2 separate regions of the Homo sapiens genome follow, and region 1 is linked to region 2. The links are chromatin loops, found by intact Hi-C in ENCODE. Cell type or tissue: endothelial cell of umbilical vein. All regions are shown on one strand. Each heading gives the region's core, and the rest is flanking DNA. Links, peaks and the distances in the headings are about the cores only.

What was found. A loop is a pair of places that touch in the nucleus more often than their neighbours do. Peaks named below come from ENCODE experiments on the same cell type or tissue, not always from the same donor. Only the 100,000 strongest peaks of a DNase experiment are listed, where the experiment ranks them.
Region 1: it touches region 2 in a loop (3-fold over the local background); 2 of 110 quality-filtered maps call a loop at or near these places.

The regions. Positions count from the first base shown.
Region 1 is chr5:93,910,396-93,922,168 of GRCh38, forward strand. The region is part of intron 6 of ARB2A (ARB2 cotranscriptional regulator A); the gene reads right to left. Among named protein-coding and RNA genes, the nearest start is that of POU5F2, 170 kb to the left of the region's middle. In endothelial cell of umbilical vein, for the core only: a CTCF peak has its summit at 4,906 (motif pointing left); a DNase peak (open chromatin) is centred at 4,866.
Region 2 is chr5:92,902,504-92,914,276 of GRCh38, forward strand. It overlaps LINC02058 (long intergenic non-protein coding RNA 2058), which reads right to left. Exons shown (of 3, transcript XR_001742811.3): 2 at 11,503-11,632; 3 at 9,613-11,382. Among named protein-coding and RNA genes, the nearest start is that of LINC02058, 31 kb to the right of the region's middle. In endothelial cell of umbilical vein, for the core only: a CTCF peak has its summit at 7,184 (motif pointing right); DNase peaks (open chromatin) are centred at 5,598 and 7,198; H3K27ac peaks cover 1,024 bases.

The DNA.
Region 1 (11,773 bases), core at 1,470-9,469, 1.0 Mb after region 2:
TTTACAGTATGATTCTAAAAATGTTCAGAAAAAAATCTAAACTATTTAAGGTGCTTTAAACAAATATGTAGAGTATTTTATTGGGTAAACTACTTAGGTAAAATAAGCATTTTCCACATTGCTTAAAAAAGACAGCAAGAAACATGCCATAAATATTTTAGTAACAAAAGATTTTAACAATACATACTATACTACTTTAGTTCTTCACAAGACATATCTGACCTGATCCGAAATAGAACATGATAAATACTGTTCAGATATAATATATGTGGTATTGTGACACATAACTAGCACAAAAGCTCTTTCTTTAATCAAGCAATCATAATTGTCAAGGCATATACAAAGAATGAGACCTAAAATACAGTTAACATTTTAAACTACAGGGAAAAAACACATTATTTCATATGCTATGCACTCAAGAAGACATTTATATTGCAATTTTCTTACTGCTATTGTGACAGGGGAAAAAATTCTAATAGCTTCAGAATCATATGTATTCAGCTTTTTTTTGAACATCTATAAAACATAAAAACAGTTTAATGTTCATTTCCTACAAGAATTCACATTCAGAAGAGAGTCATCAAAATTTACTACATGTAAGATAAGTAATACTGACAGCGTTCTCTAGCTTAACATTTCCCCTGAATCCTCTCATTGTTGTTTAACATTACTGTATACTGGAAGAGTACGTTTCTTTTTGTTACAGTGTGCTGACTTACAGCATTTAGAGCAATATTAAGTTCTCTTTAGGAATACAGAGAACTTTCTAATACAGTCTGAAAAAATTCAAAGTAGAATCTATATTATGGAAATTAAGAATCTAGCAGCAATAATATAGGTTTTGAAACCACTAAATTTGTAGGTAAAAAGACTCAGAATACTGTAAATTTCAATTAGACCCTTGCGATTGTTTTCCTTTGTAGTAATATATCGGAATACATTTTGTCAAGATTTCTTTAATCGAAACCAAAACCCACTAATATTTGTCTTGGATTATTCTCTTGAGATATTCACATATGTTACATGGAAGAAAGAAACTTAACAACTAGAAAAAAGCTTGAAAGAAGGCTTCTTTGGAAATCTATGAAGAAGTACACAGAATTATTGAATTAAAGCAAGAAGATCATTTCAATGCTTAGTGCATTCTAAAGCATTTATATCTAGCAAGTAGATGAGACAAAATAGGAAAAGGTTCACCTTTCTACAGTTCATGTTGTTTGTGGCATTAGTCACCACACACACACACACACACACACACATACACACAAACACATTTCATAGAAATCACACTCCTACAATGTTCTTTTTAATCCGTGTCTGAGATCTGAGTGATTGTATGTTACACTTCTCTTTCTTTGATCTTCCTCAGTACTCAGCTCACTGTTAACTGTCCTGGGTGGTCTCCCATCAGGGCTTAGTGATCAGTGTCCCTCTCTATTGGCTGCCTTCTAGGGATTCCTATCAGCTGTATTCTTACATGCATCTGACAACTTTATTAGCTCACTCGGATTGTGCTTCAGAACATCTCCACAGCACATATACTCTTTCTCAAACAATCACACTTTTGTAGTTGACACAGAACAAATAATTATATGAACACTTCAGCTGTTATACTCAATAATAAAGTCGAAATGAAGAGAAATTTCACATTATGTATAAGTCAGAGCTTAGTTTTCATGTTCAGACTAAAAAAATCAATTCTAGATTGATTTTTGTGTATATATCGTTATTGTCAGAGGATTAATTGATGAATTTTTCATTTGATGAGTCAGTTGGAATAAGCTCTGAGGCACTTAGTGAGCAGAATTCTAATTTACTCTGGTTCTTCACACTCTGCAGTAAACTCATCAATTTTGATATTTTATCATAATTTGCTTGCTCCCAAAATGTTCAGAATAAGGTTCCAACACAAAATGAAAGGTATTTAGTACTGTGAATATCTTTGTATTTCTAGGCTATGTCATTAGTGTAATTTGGATTTTGAAAACTGATTGAACCCTTTTAAAAGATATTAAACCTCTGTCTGATTCAACGTGTCCATTTTGAGTTTTTATTTCATTATGATCTAAATCTCCACTGTATAGCTAGTTTCCATCCACTTACCTAAAAAGTTCTGCAAAGCAAATATAATAACACTTCAAAAACACCATATTTATAACCTGACAGTGTAAAATCACACATTAAAATTATGGAAATTTTATTTTGGTCCCAAAAAAGGCATATTCCCATGATAAACAAAAAAAACTTAAAAATCCTAAATATTTTCTAAGAAATATTAAATGCATTTTATTGCCCAAATACCATACTTGCTAAAAAATTTAAAATTTCATAGTATACTTTCAAGTGCCTCACAAGAATAAAGACAAGCAAATAATTCTTCATATTTCTTTTTCTTCTTCATATTCCTTACTGAACACAACATCTTAGAATATAGCTGTGTTTTCCAAAGGTAATCTGCCACACCTCTAAGATCTTCTATGCATTTATTTTTCATGTAAAGGAAGACCATTTTTTTAAAAAAAAATTTAGCATACATATTACTTTGGAAAATTTAAGTTAATAAACAACTGTCATAACTAACTGTATCAAAGTTCTTTCAGAGATAATTTCTTCTCCCTCTGGAGTTTGCTTTTAGGTTATTCTTTTCAATAACATCTTTACGTTTATTATTTTCCCCATAGTCTCCTTTTTCTCTGTACTTCTGGTGCTAAGTCCTTGCCCTAATTCTAAGGCTGGTGAGAGCAGATGTGGCATATTGCTCTGATTCCCCACACTTAATCTTCCTAAAAGGGTCCCATATGTAGAGTTTCTATAGTCAAAGGGGCTGGAAAAGCCTCCTTCTGTGTTTAAACTAATCAACAAGATTTTCTGTCGGCCAGGAGAAAAGTCAGTTTTGATGCTCTTACTCTCCCAGTGCTGTGAACTGTCTTCACAGAACTATCAGCATCAAGGACAGGGAGCAAGGGGTCATGTTCAGCTAAGACTCATATAACCTCCTACTTCTCTATTCTTGCAAGCGTCCCCTTTTCTACCTCTATGACCTTGTCACTTTCCTTCATTACTTTGTCCTCCTCGGATACTAGAGCCAATAACGATAGCATCTATACAAGAGAACAGCTTGGAGCATGAGCCGAATGAAAAACTGATTTCCAGTCAGTTTTGCTGTCCTATTGCTTACTTCCTTAGAAAAGGATAAAAAAAAGTCTAGATTATTTGAGCACTAACCATATCCTAAGTTCAGAACTCTCAAATAGCAGACTAAGATGGCATAATAAAATTCCCAGACAACTTTTGTGTTTAAGTAATTTTCTTTGGGTTAGTTTATATCAGTTTTTTAATATTCACTTTTAAGCCTATGTAACAAACTAAAATTTATGGTTGCTGGTCCAATATAAACTTCTACAAATTTTATGCTAAAGCTAAATGTGAAAGAATATTCCTTGAAATTATTATAGTGATTAAACTATTATAACATTGAATAATTTTAATCACACCAATTTAATGCAAAATGAGTTTAATTAATAATACAATAGACAGAGCTTGGTTTTAGAGTGTGAAATATCAAACTACACCCTCAAGATCAGTCTAGATAAAATATTCTCCTTTCTGTGACCTAGAACATCCTTCCATGGAAGATTCCTATTACAATCCCGCAGATTTAGACTACTCTTCCTACTCAAGATAGTGAACAAAGAAAGTCACAGTAGACAAACTAAACTCTGAAAAATCTGCTACATCTTATTAGCTGTCTTAAAAGGCATAAATAATGATCAAGGAGGGTTTGGGAATCTGTAGATTTTCCTTGTTAGTAACACTTTGAATTCTGTAACCATGGCTAATATAGAGCTATGAGTACTCCATATGAAAATAATGTTGTGAGGTGAATAGGAAAACTGGAAAATAAGATTCTAAATTTTCCCTTAAGTTATAGTAATCTATGCTGTAATGTAAATGTTTATAAAGTTTAACAATGTTGAAAGTGTCAGTGAGAATTAATATTTCTTAAGTTATATGCAGTTAAAATGTGAAATATGGCATCCAAAATAGTACTATCTTATTCAAAATAAATTGTTTTTGTGAGTGCTTGATTAAATAGTGAGAGAGTGAACAAAGACTGAATTTGAAATTACTTAATTTATCTGAAAATTACATTTGGATGGTCTAAGTAAAGCACTTAAATAATTAAACTATTAGAATAAGATACAGTATCTTATCAGAAATACATAGAAGCAGAATAAGAAATCATAACTCCTTTTATCTGTAAAATACTAAATTAATTTATATCCCAAATCCGGAATAAAATAAATTTCATAATTTTTTACCTAATCTAGATCTGTATAAAAACTCATTGATACAGCAGAGCAGGTGGTATTCTGAATAACTGAGGGTTATTAAGAATAACTTGTGAATAACTGAGGGTTGTTCAGAAGAACTCGTGAAAATCTTTCCTACAACGTGTTACCCTCCCTCATATAATGCTGCTTCGATAATCAGGGTCATCATTACCGAACATTGAGTAATTAACCCATTATTTTTATGCTATAAACGTGAATGGAACGAAATACTAGACTGAATATGGTAGAGGCCAAGGGATCCTTATGAAATTTGTTTTCTTGATATTCACCTCTTTCCCATAAATGTAAAAGGTAGAGGAAAAAAGTAGAAAGATTCCGTATCACATGACATGGTTACTCTTTTTACTAAATCGTTTACAGAATTAGTAACTTTCTACTTTGGTGTTCTGCTATCATCCATTACACTGTCTTCCACACTCTATCAATGACCACAAGTTTTTCAGTTGCATTCAAAGTTTCCTTTATTTGTACTGGCAAACCAAGCAATTGGGCTCTTCATTGGCTTGTTTACCTTTATGAGGTAATACTGCCATCTTGTGGACTCAAAAATATTTCTAGTAAAGACCATCAAAGACAAGTTGCATTTTTCTAACTACAGGCATAAACAGGTATTCTGTGCCCTTGCTTTCACTTACTTCTGAGAATAATGCAGTATAGGATCCTAGAGCATACCAGATAATCAAGGTTTTACTCTATGCTGAACAAAGACTTTTATTTCATCATATAATTCATCTATTCATGATCAAATTCTTGGTTGAAGCAGATAATCACAAAGATGTGGTTAACTGGGTCCAAAACACAGGTTCATAAAACTTAAAAGAAGTTGTCATGGATCATGAAGAAATGAAATAAAACTGAAGATAATATAATAACTTTCACACAAACATATGAAACCCAAATATCTGAGAACCACTAATATAGGCAATGGTTATCATCTTGAAGAATGAGCTATCTTTATGATTTTATTAACTCTCTACTCCCTCCCTCAAATCCTCAATTAATACGTGTATATTAGGTTTGCCAAGTATGGACTTTAAAAGAGAATGAAGATGATATGGAAGAAAGATACTTCATGTTGGGTAGCAAGATCATAAAAGGATTCTATATAGAAGCATTCCAGAAGAAAGATTAGGAAAGCTAGTGTGATGAGAAAGAGTTCTACCATGGCTGGATTATATTTTCATTTAATATTTGTTTCCAATACACATATCTCTTTACCAGTATTCTCAATGTATTCAAGGTTTCCAAGTACAGGATGTTGAGCTGGATGCTTTCCATATCACAGTAAAGCTGAAGTATGGGTGTTATCCCTATTTTGCAGAAAAGAAACGTTTCATCAGTCTTCACTATAGGTAATGACATATATCATTAAAAATAATTTAATTCGCTCTTGCAAGTAAGAGCATTAAATGTTATTATATAAACACACTCTCCTTCTATCATTGTGAATTGTGAGAAAAACTGATAGCACATAAGCATGAAAAACAGACAGAAGCAAACTGTCAACCCGAAGAATTTTATCAGGGCAATAACTAAGTGAGAAACAGAAACTAAGAATTACTATTTAAATGCATTTTGGCATTTAGTTTTATGCCAAATAAAAAGCAAAGCTGCTATCATCAAGCATACATTTAAATTTAAAGTATGAAATGTATATTTACAATGTATTAAAACAGTGACTAATATTATGTATTATCTATGCTCTACCAAGTTTAATAAGACAATTTAAATAGTATTTTCAACTGATGGCATTTATGCTTTAAAAATATGACCTATTTCAAGTGTGGTGTGAGGCAAAAGTAGAAATACATATTGGGTCAGCATTAATAGTCACATTTTGTTCCATCAGTTTGTAATTTCGAGAGTCTCTGTCTTGGCTTCTTCCAGCTCTGAGCATTAGATAGCTTATGTAAATTATTAGCCCCCTTCCCTCAGAACCCCCTAAACTATGTACTTTCCTGACCTCAGTTAGTAACAGCAAACTAGAGGAAACATTCCATACAATGGGTGCTTTGTATGAACTCTCTACTCTGAGCAGATCCTAAAGGAACATTAAATTCAAGGAAAGCCTTCACTTTTCGAAATATTCATGGCAGAGGTCTTCCAAGATAGATACAGGTAATAACAAGGACAGGTAGCAGCAAATGAAATTTTACAAAGAAAAGTATAAAGAGGAAAAGAAAGCATGGGGATGTTATCATAAAAAGAAAATAGAGCCATAAGCATTTGGACTATTCCATTTGTAACATGAATAAATAACTGCAGCTTACAAACATATTCTTTCCCTTCTTATAGTATCTCATTTAATCCTCATTAATCTCAACAAAATAATGACAAATGTATGCGTATTATCTTCATTTCCTAATACACCTCAGAGAAGTTAAGTAACCAGCTCTAGGGCACAGTGGCTAGGGCTAGCATTTGAACTTGGGTTTGGTCTAACTCCAAATTTTAACCCCTACTGAATTCCCCACTAATAATGTTGATGATATTGCTACAGTGCAGTACAGTTCATCTCATTTAACCCTCTGACTAACTCTGTAAAGGGGCATTATCCCCATTTTACAAATGAGAAAATGGATTCAGGAAGATCAAGTTATTTATCACAATTCACATAGCTAGTAGGAGACAAAGGAGAAACTAGAAGCCAGATCAATTTATCCCAAATCCAGTGTGTTTTCTTGTACTCCAGTTCTTTTTCTTCAAAAAATAAAAACACCTCATATAATGTTTTGCTTCATTTATTCAATCATCAAATGTTTGCATGATTGTTATGTATACTCTGTGTCATTACTGCAAAGAAAAAAAAATTATATTGTTCTTTCCTGCAACATAAAAAACAGTGGGCCAGGTGCAGTGGTTCACACCTGTAATCCCAGCACTTTGGAAGGCAAAGGCGGGAGGATTGCTTGAGTCCAGGAGTTCGAGACCAGCCTGGGAAACAAAATAAGACCTCATCTCTACAAAAAATTAAAAAAATTAGCCACACATGGCAGCACTCACCTGTAGTCCCAGCTACTGGGGGAATGGGGAGGGAGGATACCCTTCACCGAAATGTTTGAGGTAGCAGTGGGCTGTGATTGCACCACTGCACTCAAGCCTGAATAACAGAGTCAAACCCTGTCTCAGAAACAAAACAAAACAGTGGTTCTTTCAACATTTATAATGTATTTCCTTGTCCCATTTCCCTGTACCAGCCCCAAAATGTGGTTGCTTTTCAAGACTCAGCCCTCAACCCTCTGATGTCCTCTATTCTTTCTTAAGCCACATTTATAGTTTTAACTTGTCCCTTTTTGTTAATGACTCTCAATGTGGTCCTAATTTCATACCTGAATACCATTTCTTTATTCCTAAGTTTATATAAAAATAATCTCCTTTTTAAATACCTGTTTTCTCAAACTGAACCAATCAACAACTAAACTCACCAGTGTATACTCAATACAATAATCTACCTTTCCAACTTTTGTCAGTGATAGTACAAGTGTCCTGCTCTTGTCCAACAAAAAATATTACAATTACAGAAAGGAAGTAGTGGGGAGAAATTGTGTATACGCATGTGTAAACACATGTGTGGGAAGAAGTGATGTCCACTTATTAGATGTAGGACATGAAGAAGTAACTTAACTTTACATTCATAAAGTAAGTGGGAAAGACTAAATATTAGGTTACTTCCAAATTTCTTTTTTTTTTTTTTTTTTTTTGAGATGGAGTCTTGCTCTGTCGTGCAATGGTGAGATCTCAGCTCACTGTAACCTCTGCCTCCCGGGTTCAAGTGATTCTCCTGCCTCAGCCTCCCGAGTAGCTGGGATTACAAGCACCCGCCATCATGCCCAGCTAATTTTTGTATTTTTAGTAGATATGGGTTTTCACCATGTTGGCCAGGCTGGCTTCAAACTCCTGACCTTGGGCGATCTGCCCGTCTCGGCCTCCCAAAATGCTGGGATTACAGGCATGAGCCACTGCGCCTAGCCCCAAATTTCAAACTCTGTGTTCTCAGAGTCCCGTATTGCTTCCTGTATTTGGTCACTAAGTACTAAAGTTTATTTTCTTTCCCAATTTCTCTGACTTCTTCCCTGATTCTATGAAACAGTGATTCTTAACCTTGGCTGCACATTGCCATCACCTGGGATGCTTTAAAATACACTTATTCCCTCGTCAGCTCCCTTCCCCCAGAAATTCTGATGTAATTAGTCAAAAGTGAAACTTGAACAGTGGGCAGTGGTTCCCAAACTCTGATGTACATTACAATCACCCGTAAAACATTAAGCACTCCAAATTTAATCTCAGTGTTTGGTGGTAGGTATCAGGCATTAGCATTTTTCAAAGATTCCACAGGTAATTCCAGTGTCAGCAAAGTTAGGGAGAAAACAAAGTCTGGGGAAGCAGCAATGTTTTAGATATAAATTTACTTCAACTGTGTACGAATTCAATCACATATATTGTTGGGATAAGAAAGGAGGACTTGAACTTAGGGTCTAATATATTTTTATATATTTATATAAAGATTTCAAAACTTTTATAAAGATTTGGTAATTATCTCTTTAATAATTTGACTTACCTGTAAATGACACTAAAAATAATTTATTTAATTAAATTTACTGTCAAGTTTCTAGAAGAGAGAAGAATCAATTTTTTAAATAGTGTATTATTTTAGAATATTTTGGTAAAGTAGATTAGCAAAGATTTTTTTGATTGTATAAAGTGGTAATATAAGTTTTATTTCATTGTAGAATAAGGTACATAGACCATGAAGGGAATTGTAATTCTTAAGATGAAAATTGGAGAGCACGGTAACATATCTTAGGCAATTGTGATTGGCAATCATTTATAGCCCAAATGGTCGTTAGCTTTGTAAGTTTAGGTTATTAATTTGAACATTAGTATAATTTCTAGTCTTCGCCAATCTTTTTGAATTTACCCAGCTCAGAGCACTCCAATTTCTATTAGGTATCTCAAACTGCTGGAATATAAAGATGACATATATAAATACTTCTCATCCTTTTCCTCCTTTTTACTATAAGCAAGTGGGAGGGGGAAAGTAAAAACTCATGTCTCTTTCAAATGAACTTTATTTTAGAAAGTTGAATAAAAGTTTAATGAAACATCCTTACTTAGACAACTCTTTTCTAGACAAAGGTACAAGGCTTGTATTGAATGTTTTCACAAATTGATTATGAGCTTATTTTTCACACACCTAAATCTCCATAAAGTGTACATTTGCTTTATTTTTTTCTTGAGACTCTATAGAAAAAAATATATTTCTATATAGGAATTATAGTATACGATCTGTAATACATCAGGTCAATTAAAATTAAAAATCCACAGGATTCTCTGTTGTTTTATTGAAGAATAAAATAAACCACTATAGTACACAGTAGTATAAACCACTATATACTATAGCTTTAGGGCTCGTGCCTGGATCATAGGTACTGGCACATTGTTTGCGTAGTTAGAGTAATAATAAAGACTAAGTGCTGACTCTGTGCCAGGTGTGTCTTAAAATATTTACATGGATTATTTCACATAACTTCATAACGAGCCATAGAGCTCATACTGCTGCCATCTTCCCTTTTCAGATGAGGACACAGGTTTAGCAGTGTTAACACAGACCATAATTTTGTGTGACAGAATAAGATAAACATACCATTGACCCTTGAACAATATGGGTTTGAACTGTGTGGGTCCACTTATATGCAGAATATTTTGAATAAATATATTCAAAAAATTTGGGGGGACTTGTGACAATTTCAGAAAACTTACAGATGAATTGCATGGCCTAGAAACATCAAAAAAATTAAGAAGTTAGGCATGTCATGAATGCATAAAATATATGTAGATACCAGTCTATTTGATCATTTAATACCATATAATATTCACAAATATATTATAGAAAATTAAAATTTATCAAAACTTATGCACACAAGCACTTACACACCATACATGGTACCATTCACAGTTGAGAGAAATGTAAACAAATGTAAAGATGCAGTATAAAATCGTAACTGCATAAAATTCACTGCAGTTCATACTGCAGTGCTGTAATAATTTCGTAGCCATCTCCTTTGCTATTGTGTGCTCAAGTGTTGTGAATGTCCCCTTAAAATGTCATGTAATACTAATCTGTGCGAGCAGTTGTCTCTTCAGTAAATTGCATATCCCAGTAAAAAGTGATTTCTCACTGTTCTTGCATATTTTTCATTGTGTTTAGTGTAATACCGGAAACTCTGAATAACACCATGAGACTCATGAAGTGCCACTAGTGATGCTGGAAGTGCTCCCAAGAAGCAAAAAAAAGTCATGACATTACAAGAAAAAGTTAAATTGCTTGATATATACCATACATTGAGGGCTGCAGTTGTGGTTGCCCGCCATTTCAAGATAAATGAGTTCAGTGTAAAGACCATGTTAAAAAAAAAAAAAAAAAAAAGGAAATTCGTGAAGCTGTAGCTACAGCTGTGCCAGCAGGTGCAAAGCCCTTCACTGTTTGCAAAATTCCTTTTCATCTCATATTGAAAATGCAGCTTTTATGTGACTGCAGGATTGCTATAAGAAAGACATACCTATAGATTCTTATATGATTTGAGAAAAGGCAAAGTCATTACATGGAAACTTAAAGGAAGGTGAAGGATCTAAAGCTGGAGAATTTAGTGCCAGTAAAGAGTGGTTTGATAATTTTAGAAAGAGGTCTGGCTTTAGAAATGTCAAGATAAGAGGAGAAGCAACTTCTGCCAACCAAGAGGCAACGGACATGTTCTCAGACGCCATTAAGAAAATCATTGAGAAGAAAGGATATCTGCCTAAACTGGTTTTTTAATGCAGACAAAAGTGCCCAATTCTGGAAAAAAAAAATGCCACAAAAGACATTTATTAGTAAGGAAGAGAAGTGAGCACCAGAATTTAAGGCAGGAAGGCATAGGCTAACTCTACTGTTTTGTGCACATGCATTCAGGTTTATGATCAGGACTGTTCTCATCTATAAAGCTGCTAATCGTTGAAGGAAAAAGATAAACACCAGCCGCCTGTTTTTTGGTTGTACAACAAGAAGTCCTGGAAAATGAAAACACTTTTTCCAGATTGGTTCCATCAATGCTTTGTCCCTTAAGTCAGAAAGTACCTTGCTAGTAAGGGACTGCCTTTGAAAGTTCCTTTGTTATCGGACAATATCCCTAGCCATCCAGACCCCCAAGAGTTCAACACTGAAGATGTCGAGGTGGTCTACTTGCCCCCAAATAAAACATCTCTAATTCAGTCTCTAGATAGGGGTTCATAAGGACTTTTAAAGATAATTACACATGGTACTTTATAGAAAGCATTGTCAATGCCATAGAAGAGAACCCTGATGAAAGATTATGAATTTCTGGAAAGATTACACCAATGAAGATGCCATCATTGTTACAGAAAAAGCCATGAAAGCCATC
Region 2 (11,773 bases), core at 2,326-10,325:
TCCTATGTTTACTGCTGTTTCTCATTACTAAATGTACTAGAAGAAGAATATATGTTTAATAAGAATGTTGTTTATAATTGTATTCCTATGTGTGAGATACTGTGCTATATATGTCCAAGATCTGCTGGTTAAAACACACACACATACTGCTTTGGTATAAATATGTTTTGGATTGTTTTGTTTTTTAAAAGTATATTGACATCTTAAAATCACACAAGAGATGTTTAATACACAAGATTGCTCACTTAGCAAGTTGATTCTTAGAGGAAATATAAACAGTAAAATTATTAAATAATGAAAACAAAGTTTAAACAACAAAACCAGAATGGATACAATAAAATGAGTATTGCCAATTTCAAGTTAGTCACTATAAGAGGGCAGACCCTTATTCCACTGTTCCGAATATTTTTGGAAGTCCTCTTTCAGGAATTCTTAGGTATCTTTGGTATAGACCCTTTGAAATATTCTTAGTGATGGTGCATCTTCATCAATTGAGGTCAGATTTTATTTTTAGAAAGAGCAGAAAGCCAATCAAAGCCAAGTCTGCTGAATGAGATAAGTGATCAAGCTGAGTCTTTTCACTTCTGATCAAAATCAAAGCACAGTTATAAATCCCAAAGTGATGTGTTTATGTGGCTTTATAAGTTTCTACTGGCATTAAAGACAATTTTAGAGAAAACTTACAAATATGTTCTGAGTATCATTAAAATATGTTATTAACTACCTAAGATAATGACTTTGAAGAAAAAATTCATTTGGATGTATAGCTTTTAATGTACTTTTTTTTAAAAGGAGAAAAAACTAGGGTTTTTTTCAAACACTATACATCAAAATGAAATCTAGGTGAACTAAAAATGTATTTTTATAATTAAACCATAAAAATCTAGAATAAATTATAGCTGACTTATCATAACAAGAAAGTGAGAAACTTTAAGGAGCATATTAAAATAATTGGTTAAAAAATAATGTATCAAAAAATGCATTTAGAAAATTAAAAGACAACATATGGAAAAATGAGGTTTAGTAAATTTACACATTTTTAAAATAAGATATTTTTCACATTAGAAAAAAGCCTTAAATTTTTATACTCACTGGAAAAAAATACAAGTGCTCTCTTAGGCTATAGGATTATAAACTGGCACAACCTTCCTCTAAGGCAAGTTGGCATATGTAAGAAATGCCTGAAAAATGTGCCTTTGACCAGTCAGTTAATTTATAAAAATATATTTAAAGAAAGTATTATGAATGTGCACAAAAATTTTTATTCAGTTGAGTTCTGTGTACTAGTGAAAGAAAGAAAAATAATCTATGCCCAACTATTAGAGGGTTAAATTAATAAATTTTGATATTTCCATATAATAGAATAAACAATGAAAGAACAAATGTTGATAATACCCATGTTGTCAAACAATAACACAACTACAGCTATTTTACTTCTTTCAACAAACATTGAATCTATTTTCAAGTAATCTTAATTCAATTATTTAATGAAAAATAGACCATTGACATCTGGGGCTGTGTGTGTGTGTGTGTGTGTGTGCATCACTGATTTGTACTTTTGAAACACTCCTATGCTGGCTATGTTGTAATTTCTTTTCATTTCTCCTGGATAAAGAATTATCTCTATTTGTAGAAGTTTTCTCACTAACAATACCATGCACTTTAGTCTACATTAGAATGAAGCTGCACAGGACTCTGCTTCTTCTTCTGCCTGTACAGAGCTGTCTTCTTCAATGAGCACATTGTACTGCTTTTCCTTCTCTTCCGGAGAGAGGAGGTTTCAGAGAAAGTGATATAAAGTTTGTGATTATCGCTTCAGAATTGAAACTGTTTTTACTGGCCCTTTAAATCATAGAGAACAATACTGCCCAAGCCACTGATATCCTATCTATATCGGGTGGCCACTTAAATGTTATTTTTCTGCAGATCTTTGCACCTTTTCACATGTGTTTTCTTTAAGTTAAAACAAAAATAAATATGTTTTTGATTATTCATTTATTTCGGTCTGTTAAAACTTGAGCTCCTTCAACTTATTTCGTGTTGGTTTAATTGCTTATAGAGGTTAAAATACTTTCAATGAAATAACCAATCTTGTACTCATTCTACTACGTAACAGAGGGTATTTTCTTAGGATTTGTAAGGAAAATTCCCGAGTACCTTTTAGAAATTTTAGTATGTCTCAATTAAAATAAAATATTATTTTTTTGAAAAAAAGCTAAAATGTGTCAATTAGAAAAATGAGACTTATTGAAATTTCTGTAAAATAAATCACACATTTATATGACTTTCAGAAATATTGATAAAAGAATTTTAATAATCATATTTATATTGTGGACTCAGGACAAGGTAAAAATATGTGCCCTTTTATTTACTTACTATCTAAAAATTAAAGGATTTATTCTGAATTTTGTTAATATGAATCAAGTTCTATGTAAGCTATGGATATAATACAGTTATATTTCTTACTTTGGTGAAAAGTGATTTCACAGGAGTAGTGTAGAACCCCTGTTAAAATCATGAGTCACACATAGTCCGTTTGAGTCGTGGTCTTGCCACACTACCTATGTTACCTGGGAAGCTGCTCTATTTCCTCCTAGGTATAAAAGGCATGACAATTCGTATTTTGAAAGTTCATTAAAAGGCAACTGAAATAATATATAAAGAACTTTAGAGAGTTATTTGCTCATAATAAGCACTAAATAAGTGGTTGCTATCATTGTTACTGTTAATAATATCAGTTTTAAAGTTTACTAAATATCATTGTCTTCTTCTGAATTGCTCCATCACTAGGGCAAGTTGCCTCTCCAAGATCCATTTCAATTTTGACTTGTTCCTATACTTCCTTGATTTTTCTGGCTCTTATTGATCTCTCTAATTGCTTCATTAGTGATTCTTACCCCTTTCCCCCAAGTGAATTGTAAATTCATAGAGATCAGGGATCATGCCTTCTATTACTTCTATTATTTCTGAATTCCTTAAAATATATTTATTATCTCATTGTTATGGTTGTTTATTGCTATATAATATACAATCCCAAAACTTAGTAACTTAAATGACAGCCATCTTATTAAGTCTCGTAATTTCTGTGGGTCAAAAATTTGGACGGAACATTGCTGAGTGATTCTTCTATTCCAGGTCACTGACAAGTGACAGAGTTACTTGGTGGCATTCACCCAGCAGATGGACATGGAAAGTCAAACTTTACTCACATGTTCGGTGCCTTGGCAGCACTAGTGGGAATATTGGGCATGGGTGGGAGTGTCAGTAAGAGTGCCATTGCCTACATATGGAGTATGTGTCTTGCCCCTCCAGGATGGTGACATCATGGTAGTTGGGCTTCTTACCAGCTCAAGTTCCCAAGTGCATGACCTTATATTACTCAGCCTCAGAAGGAAAGTAATTGTAGGCCCACTCAGGTGCATGGGAGGGGACATAGAGCCCATCTTTTGATGGGTGGAGTGTCAAATAATTGTAGCCATGGCTTAAAACTGCCACAATCCTCTATGACACAAAGAATCCCTTGAGAGTGGACACTATATGCTGGTCACAGTTATATCATCAACTACGTCTTATAGATCAGAAGATACTCAATAAATAATTTTTAAAAGAGCCAATAAGGCATTAGCTTTGAAAAAAATTATTAAAAACTTAGCCTTTTTTCATAGTCTCTGTAGTTAAGAAAAATTAAACTAATGATTTTGAAGTTTTTTTTTATACAGAATCTAGTCTTTACTAACCTTTTCTACCATGAAACCATGACTATATTGAAAATTTTCTCATTTCTGTTTCCTTGAACTCCTAGCCTCGAGCAATCCTCCTGCATCAGCCTCCCAAAAGTCCTGGGATTACAAGCATGAACCACTGCACCTGGCTGCATTAGTGTTTCCTAAGCTTTATTAGTTTCTGACTCAATCTCTTTTCCTTTTGTCATCTCCTGTGTGTGTGTGTGTGTGTGTGTGTGTGTGATTTGAAGTCAGAAGATATGATGTTTTCTGCCAATAATTCTGTGTAAGCCACTTCTTCAGTCACATTTGCTCTTTTGTAACAATAATGTGGCTAAGTTAGATGATATTTAAGGCTTCATACAGCTCTACAACTCTGCAACTATAGGTTTATTATTCTTATAATAATATGAGAGAGAGGCATAGCATGGTACTAAGAGTACTGGTATTGTAGTCAATAGGGCATGGATGTTTGTTCCAGACCTGCCACCTGCTAGTGGTATAACTTTTAGAGATAATAATTTCTCTATTAAGTTTTCAGGGTTGTGGTAAATCTAATGACATAATGAATATGATAACCTGTAAAGAGTCGCATGTAATGGCCGAGAAACATTTCTCTATCCTCTTACGAGGCCAGGGAAGAAGAAAGTTATAAAGGGTTTTAAAGAGGACGTGTCATTACACTAAATACAATTTTGGAGCACTTCTATGAACAGGCATCTATGCTGGAACATCTCCGGCTCCAAAACCTGCAACTAAGCACGGCCTATGCAAATATTATCCTTTTTCCTTATTTGGAGGCTGCATTTCTAATCATTGAAAACATGCACATTGTCAGGGAAAGACACTGATAATTCAGCCACTGAGCCAGTATAGAGAAGTTATTCATTCCTGGGTTCAACCCAAGGTCAAAAACATCAAACCCCAACCATTAAGCAAAATGGTGACAGGCATGGTAGAGATGACCTGGAGTAAATATATTGCACAGAGGAAGCAAGGTCAGGAATACAACAGGCCTGAAAAAATGTTGCAGAGACAAAGTCAGGAACAACTAGTTTAGAGTTCAGAGGTGTACATGAACAGAATCTTCCAGATGGAATAAAAGAGACCAGCAAAGGAGGAACCAGCCACCAACAAACTGGAGATGCAATGGAAATCCTCTGTGTCTAACTGCATTTATAAGCTGCATATCCTTCCAAACTCCATCTTCTCCACAGTCCAGACCTCCTTACCTTGGACAAATCTGGTGAAGACATAGAAAGCAATGTATTCTTACTTTCTTGCTGAAGAAGACAGTTTGTTTTGGCCTTCCGTGCTCAGAGTAAAGATAGGGCTCACTTCTTAAAATCTGTCTCTTCAGTCAGCTTGAGCCCAACACTGTTTTGGATGTATTATATTTTAACGTTCCCATTCAAAGGATGTTGAATCCAGTAGGTTTAAGAACACTCACTTTTTTTATTAGTGCGTACTTTTGTTCTCAGCAATGAGAATTTCTTCCTAATATTGTTTCAGTTCATCTAGGCTTAACAGAAAACATCACCTGTACCAGGGCAATATAAAAAATATACCTCTGTGTCTTGGGCCTAGGTGTGAATGGCACTATAATGGTTTGGTTGTGGGGCTATAATGTGTGATAATTTATGAAAATATAGAAAGGAATGGCCAATTTCTACATCCTGTTGTCCATATGGTGAAAGTCAAGAAAGGGTCAAGCTCTGCCTTGCCTTTGTTTAAAACACCTTTTTGAAGCCCAGTTCTTGGCCTGCCACTATGGAGACCTCTTCTGCAGCTCTGGGTGTCTGGGAAATGCCTGTTTCATTAGGACTCCTGACCCCTATCATTTTACACTTCAGAAGGAGTGACCAGCTCACTTAAAACAAAGAAGCTTTGACCTTTCTCCCCTTCTGAAACCAAAAACAGATGAAATTAAAGTGACTCATTTCCGGTTCTAAATATACTCTAAGAAACATCTTTTTCAAGTAGTTTTGGGCTGCGAGTTTTTAAAAAAAATTTTGCCTTGTTTTTATTTTATATTTCCACATAAGTATCTCATTCCCTTTTTGTCAAGGTCAATGTATTTATTACTTATATTCATGGTGTAACTCACTATACTTTATTTTTCCTTCCAGCTTTCTTACTTTCTTCCTCTTTTTTCTTCTTTTTTTATCTGTGTTGTTTATAACTGTGACCCTTGATCTTCCAAGTCTTAAAACAGCTTGGCTTTCAGCAGCTAAATCTGACAAGGTCAGCATTTTTCTATTTATTCTGAGAATACTGTTTACCCTCTGGGGTTTTTAAAAGCAATTCTGTAAAACATCACTTGGAAAAGTTTGTAGCATTCATTGAGACTTCCATAAAGTCAGAACACAATAAATGACAATTTCTTGCTCTGATTTTTGAAGTTTCAGACAATCATCACTACCTGATCATTTGGTGCCTAAACAGCTGCACTGACCAACATTTTAAAATTAAAATTATTAGATTAAAACAATCAATATTATATAAATATAATTTATTTTACTTCAGTAGAATGCCTTTGACAACTTTAATCAAAACTAAACAAATAACTCTTGAGTTTTGCCTTTCAGAAAATACTTCCATTAGAAATTGCATACACAGACATTATACTATTTATTTTAAGTTTTGAATGAGGATACAGAGGAAGCAGGCCTTTTCCGTAGCCAGGCTGTAGAACAAATCTACTTTTGATCAGAACTTAAGTTGCGAGACAGTTGGGGATCATAACTTATACTTAAGATACAAAATCTGTTTCTGAGCTGGTGAAATTGAGAATGTTAGTAGAGAAAGACTAATGCATTTTCAAAGGTTCAAAGATATTCTACCAGGCCTGGTACAGCTCTACATTCACTAGAGCTACTGTGGACACCTCTGCATCCCTGTGAACAGACCAGTTTACAAACTTTGAGATCAAGCTGAAAATATAACTTCCTAGCTGTGCAGTTTCAGTTCAGAAAGTCTCACCACTGCATCCAGAATTCTCTGCAATAGGCTTGATGGGGAAGCCAAAGTATGTAATATGTTCCAATCTTGTTAAGAAGCTTATTCACTAGACTATAAGGGGAAAAAAAAATTAACTCCAGAAAATGTACTGCATTAACAAACTGAGACTCTCTGGTGGTAGACAGGCTTGGAGAGGGGTGAGAGTATAAGTGTGCCATTGCAAATGTTTTGTAGTGTCTTCGGGAAGAGTGGGGCTCTTGAATCCCTAGCTCAGGAGAATCAAGGAGCAGGTGGTGCCTGGGAGGCTAAACACTGCTAAGTCTGCATTTATTCCTTTAGCTGTATCTGTGCATTAATTCAATAAGATGGTCTAATAAAATAATGCATTTTCAAAATGCTTAGCTGGCATTTGGGGAGGGGGTGGGCATTTTCATTATTTACTAAGGAATGCATTTTGAAGGAATTTGTGACTGAAGACAGCTTGCGCTGTAGGCTGCTCTCGCCTCCAGGGGTCACCCTTCCCTTTAATGACTATACAACAATAGTCTGAGACCCCCACCCTCAGGGACTTTAGTCTTTTAGCAATTTCTCGTGCCCTAGTAACTCTGAGAATTCCAGAGACTGCTTATATGTCTCAGAACCTGTGCTGGTGGTCGCTTTCACCCCTCCCAGCCATCTGTCTCTGTCTACAGTCACACCCTCCGCCGGCACCCTCTGGCTGCCTGAGTCTGACTTCCCTCAAGCCATTTCTGCTCCCTTCATGCCATTTTGTGCTAAGTGTGGACATGAGTCTGTCTCATTATTCCCCACAGCACAGTCAATAGCAGGTTCAAATATCTAACAAAATTTTGCTGAAGGCTTAGGGATAACTGTAAGAAAGAAATAATAAGAAAAAAAAAGAAAGAAAATAAATATAGAATAAAACACTAGATTTATATGACTTCCCCAAGTGTGCACACCTCCAGAAGCTTCCTCCTAAACGTCTCTCTCCTTTATACACACACACACACACACACACACACACACACACCCTTCTTACTTCACATTATACTGGCTAGCCTGCTTCTGTCTCATCTAGAATTAAGACCCTCAAATTCTTTGTGACCTCCACAGGGGGAAACTTTATTTTCTTGAAAGAAAACATGATGTGATCTGCAAAGAATACGATTATTTGTATTATCATATATGGGAGTTTATCTCACCAATATATCAAAATTTCTCATTCAAAATAAAATATTTGCTTTATCTTATTTTGATCAAGATGGGAGGAAAAGCTGTGCAGTTTAAAGGACAGGATGTTCCTTTCTTCCAGTAGTTAATTTTCAAACAAATTTTGGTGACCACCTGGGTACCCTGTTTCACTGGTAAGTTCGTATCTAAAATGAAGCACCCAGTGTGATTTAAGGAGAGGTCCTGGCATCTTGAGATCACTCAGAATCAAAGGCAATATGCGAATATCAAAGCTGCAAGTATAAAGGGATAAGGCAAGAACTGGAGCCTGCAGGCTGATGAGTCCCCTAGTTCTAGCCTTAGCCAGTGTAGACTGAGGATAGCAACACTTTTGGGGGAAAAGCGAGTGACTGTGTACGGAGAGTCATGAGATGGAAAAGAAAACTGCAAAAGTGATCAGAAACTCAGATTTTTAACATATTATGTCTTCTTGGTGGAATGGAATTTTCTTTGTAAAGACTAGGGGTTGATTAGAAAAACCCGGGAAGGTTAACTCTGAGTTAGCCTGGGGTAAAGATGAGAGACATGACATAAAACGTTTCTCTGAAGTCTGTCATTGTGCTTTTACCTCCCCTGATCTGCAGGGACTTAAACATGTAGGCACTCGGACAGGGCAATAATTTGGTTTCTCTGCAAACCAGTATAGTTAAAATATTTGTTCCCATTTATTCAGAGCAGGACTTCATGAGGGAAAGATTAAGAAAGAAGAGTCCCATTGGAAGCAGCTTTCACCTCTGACCTAGAACTCAAATACCTCACTCAGTAAACTGAAGACATTTCTGGGAAAATATGTTGTTGACCAGCTACTGTTATTTGACCAGTTCATCCTCACTCCGAGTGGCTTTTCAAAGTATGTCACTCAAAAGTGTACATATATTATGTTCCTTGGAATTTTTCTGATAAATATAATTCTTCCATCCTGTTAATTTTCTAATAATGTCCTAGTACCCTTAAAGACAGCAGCCCTGGGCACTGCCCATCTAGTTCACCTCTCAGTATGACTTGGCCAGTCTCATACCAGTGCCTCCTGGAGTTATTGATGTTAGTACCATTGAATACACATACCTTCTTTCCTGCTTATCTACATGACAGAAAACAAAAAGTGCATCTCAAAGCACAGGATCTTGGCTCAGGTGGACTCCTACTAAATGCTGTTCAATTGAAATGAATAGAAGTGCTGGGTCTAAGGGCATGAAGAACTATTGTTTTTAGAGGCCAAGGTGCATAAGATGTATATCTAAAATATTCCTGAGCTTCAGTCATCTGAGTGTGGTAAGTCAAATGAAGTTTGAGGACACTTCTTTGTACCACTGAGTCTTAAGGAAATATTTCTTAAAAATTTCCCGAGGACTATGCTAACATTCTAACTTGTTTAATAAATAGAACTTTGTGGACTTCACAACTCTGCCACTTCATTAACATGTTTTGCATGTAAATTTCTAATTGGTTTCTTTATACTCACTTTTAAGATGAATACATTCTTCTGTGTTAACATTTTATATAAAATCATGGTCTAGACTTGTACATGTACTGCTAAAATTAAATCATCAATAATCACTATCTAAAATGAATTACATTCTAAAAGCTCTGGCTAATGATTTATCTCTTCTTCATGGAACCGATCTCTATCAGATTGATTTATGTAGCAACCAATCATGTTTCAGTAAACTGCAGCATGCACATGCATCTTAAATGATGATAAGCTGTGACTGTCCATTTATTTGTATAACACTAGCAACAACACAAAAAAGAAAGAAAAGAAGGAAAAAGAAAGTCCCCACCTCTTACAAAAGCATCACAGGATGACCAAATCCTCTAAGAAATGATAATGGCCAATTCTATATCAAATTTCAGAATTACTGATATAGTATCATGCATATGCAAAAACAGTCACAAAAATGGTGAACATTAAAATGGTGACATTTGATACAGAGAATTCTTTGCCTTTGCATGTTTACATTATTTGCTTTGATAGCAAGGTACCTTTTTGCACATTAACATTATTTGCTTTGATAGTCAATGCTTTTGTTAGTTGTTGAAGTGATTGACAACCTCATGCTGTTCTATTTAATTGCCTTTTCTGCAATGCAAGGTTCTGTGTTTAGAAGATGCTGTTTCATAAATAAATCCAAAGTGTGTGTGTGTGTATGTGTGTGCCTGTGTGTGAACTACAGAGGTTTCATTTCTCAAGCTAATTCTGTAACTATTCAGCAACAGCTGTCGCCATATTTATCTGTATTTACACTGGAGTTCATTCTCATCTTTCATGTTTTTTGCCTTTTCCGTATTTAAGGAAACTCACGGATGTCCTTAAGTGAATGAACACCTTTTTACGAAGCTATTCATGTTTGAGGAAAGAGTAGAGATATTGGACATATCATGTTTTAGCAAAATGTGTAGAAGGTTTAAATTTTCAAGACCTAAACAATTATTTCCCACAAGACTACTCCTAAGATTTAAAACCCCTCAACATTTTGCATTGTGCCTAAATTTACTTTATATCTTTTGCATTTGTTCTCTAAATTAATAGTAAAGTAGCATCTTTTTCTAGTTAACAAATATAATACAGAAACACTTCTGCTAAAGGGTTTGCCACATGATTTTTAAAACTCTCTCATTGAGAGTTTGGTCAACATTATTGAGTTAGACAATATATGTAATTCAATATTGTTAAAATCTTTAACAAATTTTTATTATTTAACCTAAAAATGAAGTTCAAATAATTCTTAAAAGTAAGTTATAATTAAGACATCTTATTATAGTTGTATTCAGGACATGTTTCAAGACAGTTATTACGCTTTTTTGAAAATGTGGTCAACTCTTGGTTTTTTGTTATAAAGCTAGATGATTTTTAACACATTGGATAACAAATTCTGTAGGATTCTACAGCTCAACATGCATGGAATAAATGCTATGGTAACTTGTTCCTCATCCTTTGCTGTGAGCATAAGTTTAAAAAAACAATGAATTCAGTGGTAGAGAAATTAATTTCAGACTGATGTTTCTAACTAGTCTGAGAAATAAAAGTTGGATCACTTGTGATTATCCAATTGCTAAATGAGGCAGAGTGATTTTTTTAAATGCTGAAATATAAATCCTGACAGTGCCACTCAGTCACTGTTAATTGTATAAATCTCTTAACGATTTTTTGTTTGCTTTGAGATAGTGTCTCCATCTGTCACCCAGGCAGGAGTGCAGTGGCGCAATCTCAGCTCACTGCAACCTCTGCCTGCTGGGTTTAAGCAATTCTCTTGTGCCTCAGCCTCCTGAATAGCTGGGACTACAGGTGTGCACCACCATACCTGGCTAATTTTTGTATTTTTAGTAGAGACGGGGTTTCGCCATGTTGATCAAGCTGATCTTGAAATCCTGACCTCACACAATCTGCCCACCTCAGCCTCCCGAAGTGCTAGGATTACAGGCATGAGCCACCGCATTCGGCCAACCATTCTGAGTTCACTTTTTTCATCTGTAAAATAAAAATAAATAGTAACTACTTTATAGGAAACAACCAACACTGGATTATGTGGAGGGAAGGGAGCCAGGAGAATAAATGCCCAGCCCTCACTCTCCACTTTCTGTATCTCACCTCACAATGGACAAATCCAACCCCAGTCTGGAAGGCAGGAGACCATGGATACAGTTCCCAGGGAGTCTCCAGAGCAGAGAGCAGGATGCAGAATGGTGAAGAGTGGATTCTGAGACATAAATGGAAAATGCTAGAATAGACATGAAAAAAAAAAGGAATAAGGCCATAAGACAAAGAGCCCAGAAAGATCTCATTTCTATAATAAAGTTGGAGAAAAATATAGAGGAGATAACACATAGGTGGAACATTGAAGAACAGAGCCAACCATGCA